Regions from separate parts of the Homo sapiens genome. Here all the other regions are linked to region 3. The links are chromatin contacts, found by Hi-C or POLR2A ChIA-PET in ENCODE. All regions are on one chromosome and are shown on one strand. The core of a region is the stretch at or near the end of the contact, and the rest is flanking DNA. Distances in the headings are between cores, read along the strand shown.

Region 1 (2,700 bases), core at 3-2,502, 640 kb after region 3:
ATTTCTGAATCTGGCCACTCCTTACCACCTCCACAGCTACCATACCCTCCCTAGCTCCCTGCCTCCCACGTGTTGGCCTAGAGACCCCTCATCACAGGGGTCATGCCCTTCCTCTGCTCCATGCCTCCCAATGGCTCCCATGTCCCCAGAATACCCAGAGCTTTACCGTGGCCAACCCACATGGTCCTGCCCATGTCACCTCGCTGTCATATGTGCACGCACACATACAGACAGAGCCTAACTCTCTGTGGCCACCTGGATCCTTGCTAGTCCACCAACGAGCCAAGCACACTCCCACCCAGGGGCCTCTGAACTTACTTTTTCCACCAACTGCTACGTTCTGCTCCCACATATCTGCATGGCTCCCTTCCTTCTGGTCCCTACTCAACCATCACCTTGAGGGGGAACAGAGTGGCAAGTCCACCCCCCAACATCCCAGTGTTCCTAACCCTTTAGGCTTCCCTGTCTTCTTCATGAAACAGACCACCTTGAATATTATACATTTGTCACTGATATCTTCTCCACTAGAATGTAAGCTCCATGAAGGCAGGGGCTTTGCTATACTCACTGTGGTATCCCCAGTGCCCGAATCAGTGCCTGGCATGGTCAATAGACATTTATTAGGCGAATGAGTAAAGAAGGGAAGGAAAGATGGAGGAGTGCTGTAACTGTGGATTTCCCTCCCTTTCCTTCCTCCTCCGGCTCACAGCAATGATGGGAGGGGGCCTTTTCAGTTTCCAAAGCCCTCTCTCCCCTACACACTCATTTACTCCTCACAACAAACCTAGAAGATATATAAGGGAATGCGTTATTATCTCACTTCACAGACAAGGGGTCTGAGGCCAAGGCAGCCCAGTGACGTGGACACAAGGCTGATGGCAGGCTGCCCCTTTCCAAGCCAGTGCCAGCACCAGGGGGCAGGAGGCTAACCCCCTCCTAGATCTGACTTGACCTTCCATTCTGCCCCCCAGGAGGACCAGGGCCCAACCCTGAAAGGTGGGAGTTAGAACAGGAAGCCACAGGTCCCAATTGCCAGCACCTTCCTGTGTCCCACCCAGAGGCCACTCTTCTGGAAGGAGGGTAAGACTCCTCAGACCAGCTCTGTCTCTGTGCACCCCAGGCTCCCTCCTCTGAAAATCACCAAGGAGCAGACCCTACGTCCATCTGTGACTGCCGTGATGCCTGCCTGCAGAGGGATTTGCTTCTTGCCTAAGATCTGGCACAGCCCAGTGGCGCTGCCAAGCCAGGCCACTAGGTGGTGTCCCAGAGCTCAGGCCCTGGCAGCTCCCAGGGAAAGGGCCAGAGTGGCTTTTCTCTCAGAACCCAAGAATGTGCCCCACCCCCACCCTTGGCCTGATTAAAAGGGAGAAGAACCACCCAGTTGCCTCAGGGGTCTTAGCACCCAAGACCCGCAGAGTTGTCAAATCATTTAATCCTAGGCAGGAAATCTTTGGCACATGTGCCACCACCTTCTAGCCCTCATCCTTGGCAGACATCACTAATCCACCCAGGTATTACTGTCCTACAGAACACACACAACCTCAGAACCCTTTGCAACACCGCCTCTGTGCAAGCCACGACCAAGTGATTAGAACTGGCATGCAAGACAAGCCACTTGCCAGCGCTCTCATTTCCCGTATGAGGACACGCAGGCCAGGCTCACTCTGTCTCATTGGGAATCCAGGCTGCAAAAGCCAGTGGGGCCAGAATGAGGTCATATGACCCTGGGAGGCTTGTGTAACCATGGTTGAGTCCTGCGGAAACCTCAAGTGTGTAATGGCAGAGGCTGCTGGGCTGGGGCAGCTGCATTCTCGGCCAATTGTCACCTCAGAGCGGGTGGGGTGCAGGGAAATCTGCCTGAGCTTCTTGGCTTCAGAGCTGAAGAGGCCCCAAAAGGGGGTGAAAGGAAGGGAAGAGGAGAGCAAGAGACAGAGGCTCTCAGGGTATGTGTGTGTGTGTGTGTGTGTGTGTTTCAGGCAGCCCTGACAGAGACGCCTTGTCCTCCTGCCCCTGCAAAGGCTTGTTTTCTTCCCAAGCTATTAATGTCGCTGCAGCTTCAAAAGCCGGGTGACCTTTAAACGCTGAGCCTCCTGCTCCTGCCCAAGGCTCGGAAAAGGCTTAATGGAAACTCGACCCAAATGGCCACAGCTGCCGGGGCTGCAACAAAGCCAGCCTCATTCCCGAGGCCCCCAGAGCTGCTGGGCAGCCACACCTGTGCCCACCCCCAGGCAGCCAGGAAGGGCAAAGAGGACCCTCGGGCACAGCCATTGGAGAAAAGAGGCCACTGGACCTTAGGGGAGGAGGAGGAGGAGCAGGGGAGAGACAGACAATGCTGTCATGCGCTGCTGTGTGACCTTGGGTACTTCTCTGGACCACTCATCTCTTCTACATCTGTAAAACACGAGAATTTGGCAGGGCACAGTGGCTCACGCCTGTAATCCCAGCACTTTGGGAGGCCAAGGCAGGTGGATCACGAGATCAGGAGTTCAAGACCAGCCTGGCCAAAATGGTGAAACACCGTCTCTACTAAAAATACAAAAATTAGCCAGGCATGGTGGTGGGTGCCTGTAATTCCAGCTACTCGGGAGGCTGAGGCAGAGAATTGCTTGAACCTGGGAGGTGGAGGTTGCAGTGAGCCAAGATCGTACCACTGCACTCCAGCCTGGGTGACAGAGCAAGACTCCGTCTCAAAAACAAAAC
Region 2 (2,700 bases), core at 137-2,636, 700 kb after region 3:
CCAGCAGGGGCCCAACCACATGGTGAGATGACTTCCTCCGTGAGAGAATTCCTGGGGTCCCTCACCTCCTTCAGGCACAGCTGGCTATAAAGAAAAGGGGTGAAAGGCCCAGTACATCTCCCTGAGTCCTTTCTCCTGGGCCAGGTGGCTCAGGTGCTGCGGGATCACCCAGGGAAGGCTCATTCCTCTCGCTACAAGACGCTGACTGCGGATCAGGTGGGGAGCACGGTGGATGGTCTTCTTGTATCCTCTATCGCCTCCAGGGCATCTTGTTTCTAAACTCCCAGGGAGTCCCCTCATCTTCTACTCCACTACTCCACCAAAAAAAGGAAAATCTAAACCCTCCCTCCCCTTAAAACACATTCCGTCTCAGGAATTTAATTTCAGTGTACGTTTCTTAGAGCTAAAACTTTTTTTAAGGGGAAAAGAAATGGGCAGGGCAGTGCTGGGTGTAAGGCGACCACGCGACCGAGAAAAGGAAGAGGGAGGAATGAATAAACGCTGACACCAGCCCCCCTTGGAGCTCAGAGCCTGGGGCACAGGAGCCGGCGGGGCGGGCGAGCAGGGGCGGGGACAGCGCATTCCCAACTTTCCCTGGCCGAGCTGACGGGAGATACAGCTCCCAGGGGACCGGGAGGGACCAAAAAAGGCTGAGCCGACCTGTGACATCGGCGGGGGGCAGGAAGCGAAGCTCCCCTCCCCCTGAAAGGCGCTCGGCTCCCAGCAGGCGCCCCCGCCTGCCGTCGCCGCCCAGCCTGCGCCCCCAGGCCCGGGCACTGCGGGGAGGGGCGCCCACACAAAAGGGGGAGCGGCGGGAGAGGGGACTCGGGCGAAGCCGGCTCCGGGAGGCCTCGTCTCCCTTCCCTGCGGCGCTGGCCCGCGCCCCCCGGTCTAATCGCGCGCCCCGCTCCCGGCCCCCCAGATGCCCGCACGCCCCCCGCGCCCGGGGCCCGGGATGAGGTGGGGGCTCGGGAAGGAAGGGCGGGCGGGGACCTGCCGCACGCGGAGCTCCCGGGGAGCCGCGCCGACAGCCCCGGGAATCAAACTCGCGACGGCCCGGCCCTCCCGGCGGCGCCTGGGCAACGGGTCCCGAGAAGGTGGGGCCGCTGGGCCGGGGCCGCGGCCGGGATTGCGCGCGGGGCGCCGGCGAGGACCGCGCCCGGGGCCGGGCGGGAGCCGCGGGAGCGCGGGGGTCTTACCGGGCAGCGCCACGCGCGTCCGCTCCGCGCGGGCCGCAGGGGCCGGGCCGCGGGCCGGGCGGGGGAGGGGCTGCAATCCGCAGCGGTGGCGGCGGGGCCAGGCTCGGCGGCGGCGGCGCGGCTGGGGCGCGGGGAGGCGGAGAAAGTGAGGCGAGGCCGGCTTCCTAGCGGCGGGCGGCGAGAAATGCAGCTGTCCCTGCGCGGCTGCCGGCAGGGCCACAAGTGGGGCCGCGCGGGGAGGAGCGGGGCTGCGGGCGGGGCGGGGCGGGGGCCCGGCTGCGGCGCCCCCGGGCCCTTTCCCTATGGCCGACCCCTTTCCAGAGAGGAGGGAAGCGGACCTGGGGGTCCGGAAACCTACATGGTTGCCGGGGGTGGAGAGGGGAGCACCCAGTGAAGGCTGGAAAAATGCCCTCCGTGTACCTCCCTCCCCGGCCGCAGTGACTCCCTAGCTTGCGGGCAGGAGGGCGTGAGCGGGGTGCCTCGACCTCCCGCGCAGAGCGGGGTGCGGGGCATCCTGCCCCTCCCAGCTGCGGAGAGGGTGGGCGGAGGAGACCTGAGACCTCCGAGACTCCGCGGGGAGCTAAGAGCAGGGCTGCCCGACAGGTTCCAGGTCAGTGCCAGGAACCCAGGGTGAGGACGCACAGCTGGGGCTTGGGACACAGGTGTGGAGGAGGGGCACCTCCCTGGAATTAGGGCCCCGGAAAGGAAACCAAATCAAATGCTGAGGACACAGGAGATGGTGGGAAGGGGGAGCAAATCAAAGCTATCACTCGTCCACACCGACAGATACCACCTGCCATCTCCCATTTTCTCCTCCCCCAACCTCCCCAGCATCCCTGATCACTTCAAGGGCTGCTGAGCCCTGGGAAGATTTTCCACGGAAGAACTTGTTTAATAAATGGGAAACTGACCTTTGCTATACTTTTCCCACGTGCTTTCATTTCAGACTCCAATTTGGGAGTAGGTAGCCTAGGTCAGGTGGTGACCACCAAGCACCCTGCTACCTAGGGGATCTGAGGAGGGTGAAGAAGGCCAGATGCAAACTAAGCTCTGTCCCCAAACAACTTGCAAAGGGTCTGCACCCTCCTCCTGGAAAAGTCTGCCTTACAGACCCATTTGCCCATCTGGGCCCAGAACCCCAGGAATAGCCCCCCTCTCCCCTCCTCTGAGCGCTTGCAATTTGCTAGCCTTGCTGAGACAGATCGACACGCTCAGCCTCAGAGACAGCTGATGGTAAAAACCACAAACCAAAGTGCCCCAGACACCAATGTGTTTCCATCATTTGCATGTCAAGGGCAAGTTTCTTCAGCAAGGTGGGAAACTGGGAGGGGGAGAAACCTCAGAACCACACCCTCCTCGGGGAGGCCCAACGTTAGGTTAGCATGTTGAACGGAACTCCAGGACTGGGTTTCCAAACCCCTCTGAGGATCTCCTCTCTCCTGCTCCTCTCTCCCCACACTTCACTCCCTGGTGCATTCAATTTCCGGGGGAGGCAGGGTGC
Region 3 (2,700 bases), core at 1-2,500:
GAAACTTTCATGCGATGCCTTTGGAAGGCTACAGACATTGTCTTTTTGGAGTTTTCAGTGCATGAAGGTATGAAACCGCATTTATTAAGCACCTACTGTATGCCAGAACCCGTGCTGCACAATACTACTGCTGCTAAGGTGGGAGTGATTCTGAAGCCTTCTGCCACCCTAGCTACCTCTGCAGGTCGTGAGGGGTCTTGGGCTATTTCAGTATCATGCACTTTACTATCCTGGCATACAAAGGCTGGGTGAGAAATAAAATATATAACGAACGGATTACACAGGGGTTTCCTGAAATAACCACCCTTCCCATCCATCCCAGAGACACCCCAAAAGTACTTCTCGTTATATACAAACATTTGCTTTGAACCTCAATCATGTGACCTTGACTCCTATAACCTATCTTATTACATTTTTAAAACACTGTATGATTAACGCGGAAACCCTTTCTTCGGCACTTTCTCGCCACTGGAATCGCGTCAGTTTCTCAAAGTTCCAAAATAACCTTTCCCGGGCACGGATTGGTACCTCTACTGGGGAAGGGCGGGGAACCGCGCAAGACGTGCCGGTGTGGAGCCAGAGCCAGAGAGAACTTCCAGCGCAAAAGGAAAATAAAACTTGTGGCTGGTGTTTGTGCAGGAGGGTCTCCGCCATCCTGAAGCCCCCCGATCCTGGGGCGTCTCGGGGGCCGCCAAAGGAGCGCCAGGGTGTGGGTTTGCTCCCGACGTCCTTGACCTAAATTTCTGAGCGGTGGCTGGAAACAGGGCACAGCGGAGGGCGGGCGGCTGGTGCCATTCCCGGATCTCGGCGGCAGGGGCCGGCAAACTTGAATGGAGAGGGCGAACTAGAGAGGGTGGGGGGCGTCTTCTCCCAGGTCCGGGTGAGGAGCCGCAGCAAGCTCCCCGCGCCTCCCCTCCCCCGATCCACCCGCCCCCCGCAGCCCATGTGATCCAGGGAAGTCGGGGTGCGCTCCCCCTCGCCCTGCGCCCTGCCGGCCCGGAGGCGGGGTCCCCTCCGCCCGCGGGGTTCGCGCGCCACCCTTGTGGGTCCGGCCGTGGGGGGCCGAGTGTGCGCGCGCGGGCAGGCGGGGGCCGCACGGGGGTGCGTGACGTCACCGGCATTGGTTACACGACGTTCTAGAACTCCGCCCCACGTGCGCCGGGGAGGAGGGGGAGGAGGAGGAGGAGATGGGGGTGGGGAGGAGGAGGGGGAGAGGTGGGGATGGGCCGGGGGGGCGGGGACGGGGGGGTGTGCGAGGCAGCGGGGCTGAGCTAAGCCGAGCCCACGTGTGACGGCTCTCGCCGCTGCCCCGGCTCCGCCGCTCGCAGAGAGATTCGGAGGAGCCCGGGCGGGGGGGAGGAGGAGGGGGAGGAGGGAGCGGAGATCTCGGGGCTCGGAGCCGGCCGCCGCTCCGCTCCGATCGCTGTGGGGCTTGGTTTTTTGGGGGTGGGGGGGCGGGGGGGCTCAGATATGGAGGCAAATGGGAGCCAAGGCACCTCGGGCAGCGCCAACGACTCCCAGCACGACCCCGGGTAAGTTTCCAGCCGCTGCCCACCGCGCCGCCTTGGGCTCGCTCTCCTTGCAGCGGCGGGGACGGCGGTGCGCGGAGCCGGGCATCTCCCGCGCCCCCCCGCCTCTCCCGCGCGCCCCCCCCGTGGAAGTTACACACCTTTGGATTGCATTTCGCCGTCACCTTCTCCCCCACCCCACCTCCCGGCTCTCGCTCGCTCGCTCCCCCCCGCTTTCCTTTTAGCTTTTGTAAGTTACACGTCAAAATGGCCGATCTGACATCGGTGCTCACTTCTGTTATGTTTTCTCCCTCTAGTAAAATGTTTATCGGTGGACTGAGCTGGCAGACCTCACCAGGTAAGGGAGGGAGGGGGGGACGCCTGGGTCCCCCCCTTCTTGGCTTCTTTATTGCTCTTTGTTATCCCGGTGTAGGAGCCCCCCCCCCCCCGCCATTGGCTCCCCACTTCTCCTGTGCAAGGTTATTTTTTTTAAATAGCAAATCCTTTCTGAGCCCTCTATGCGACCTCTGTTGCCGAATTTCCCCCGCGTGTGCAAAAAATGCAAAAACAAAACAGAATAACAACAGAAAACTACTTTTGGATTTTGTCCTTGATCAAAATTTGCATTGCTTTTTTTTTCCACACCTTCTCTCCCCCCCCCATCTCTCTCTTTCTCTCTCTACAGATAGCCTTAGAGACTATTTTAGCAAATTTGGAGAAATTAGAGAATGTATGGTCATGAGAGATCCCACTACGAAACGCTCCAGGTAAACCATTCCCTTCTGGATTTTGTCTTTATTTTAGAACAAAGTTTAAGTTTTATTTTTGGAGGTGTCTTCGGAAGTAGCTAAGCGGATTAGAATGGGGCTCAGGCGCGTGGCTGATCTCGAACGGCGCTCTATACCACCCCCACCGCCCCCTAGTAACCCCAGAGGTTATTGTTAATTGGAGCTGAACTCTGGATACAGAGATACCCATCTCTCTGCTTTTAAGTCATTTTCCCGTCGCTTCTTTTTCTCTGTTTAAAATGACATTCAGCTTCATTTACTTTCGCATAGTTTTTTTTTTTCTTTTGATCTTAATGTGTGTTTCCCCCACACTCCCAGCTCCCCAAACTCTTAAGATCCCTCTTAGAAAGATGGTGGTAAATCTCTTCTAAGTGCCGGGCTTTCTTCGGAATAAAACAAAGCGT

The links. A loop is a pair of places that touch in the nucleus more often than their neighbours do. ChIA-PET counts read pairs that join two places held with the same protein, here RNA polymerase II (POLR2A). Pooled maps may share reads with other maps.
Region 1: a pooled map shows a loop between it and region 3 (2.8-fold over the local background). The contact joins the enhancer-like site here to the promoter of MSI2 in region 3. A Hi-C loop is called at or near these places in 1 of 37 single-sample maps with no recorded cell type and 5 of 50 pooled maps. POLR2A ChIA-PET finds 5 or more read pairs at or near these places in 2 of 52 experiments (HCT116 and WTC11).
Region 2: a loop to region 3 is called in a pooled map, with 2.4 times the contacts of the local background. The contact joins the promoter of CUEDC1 here to the promoter of MSI2 in region 3. A Hi-C loop is called at or near these places in 4 of 50 pooled maps. POLR2A ChIA-PET finds 5 or more read pairs at or near these places in 3 of 52 experiments (Panc1, activated T-cell and naive thymus-derived CD8-positive, alpha-beta T cell).

What each region holds. Positions count from the first base shown.
Region 1 is chr17:57,891,404-57,894,103 of GRCh38, forward strand. The region is part of intron 1 of CUEDC1 (CUE domain containing 1); the gene reads right to left. Among named protein-coding and RNA genes, the nearest start is that of CUEDC1-AS1, 19 kb to the right of the region's middle. RefSeq lists enhancers at 1,165-1,906, 1,567-1,616. Within about 2 kb of position 1,253, at least 35 of the 41 ENCODE cell types and tissues checked have a DNase peak (open chromatin) inside an H3K27ac peak, as active enhancers do; they include HCT116, where a contact is called at or near this core.
Region 2 is chr17:57,954,026-57,956,725 of GRCh38, forward strand. CUEDC1 (CUE domain containing 1) reads right to left here and starts at 1,387. Exons shown (of 11, transcript NM_001271875.2): 1 at 1,200-1,387. RefSeq lists a silencer at 1,242-1,311.
Region 3 is chr17:57,255,273-57,257,972 of GRCh38, forward strand. It overlaps MSI2 (musashi RNA binding protein 2), which reads left to right and starts at 1,251. Exons shown (of 14, transcript NM_138962.4): 1 at 1,251-1,532; 2 at 1,826-1,866; 3 at 2,194-2,275. The coding sequence starts at 1,471. LOC101927510 (a long non-coding RNA gene) reads right to left here and starts at 1,724. Exons shown (of 3, transcript XR_007065860.1): 1 at 1,670-1,724. RefSeq lists a silencer at 806-1,435.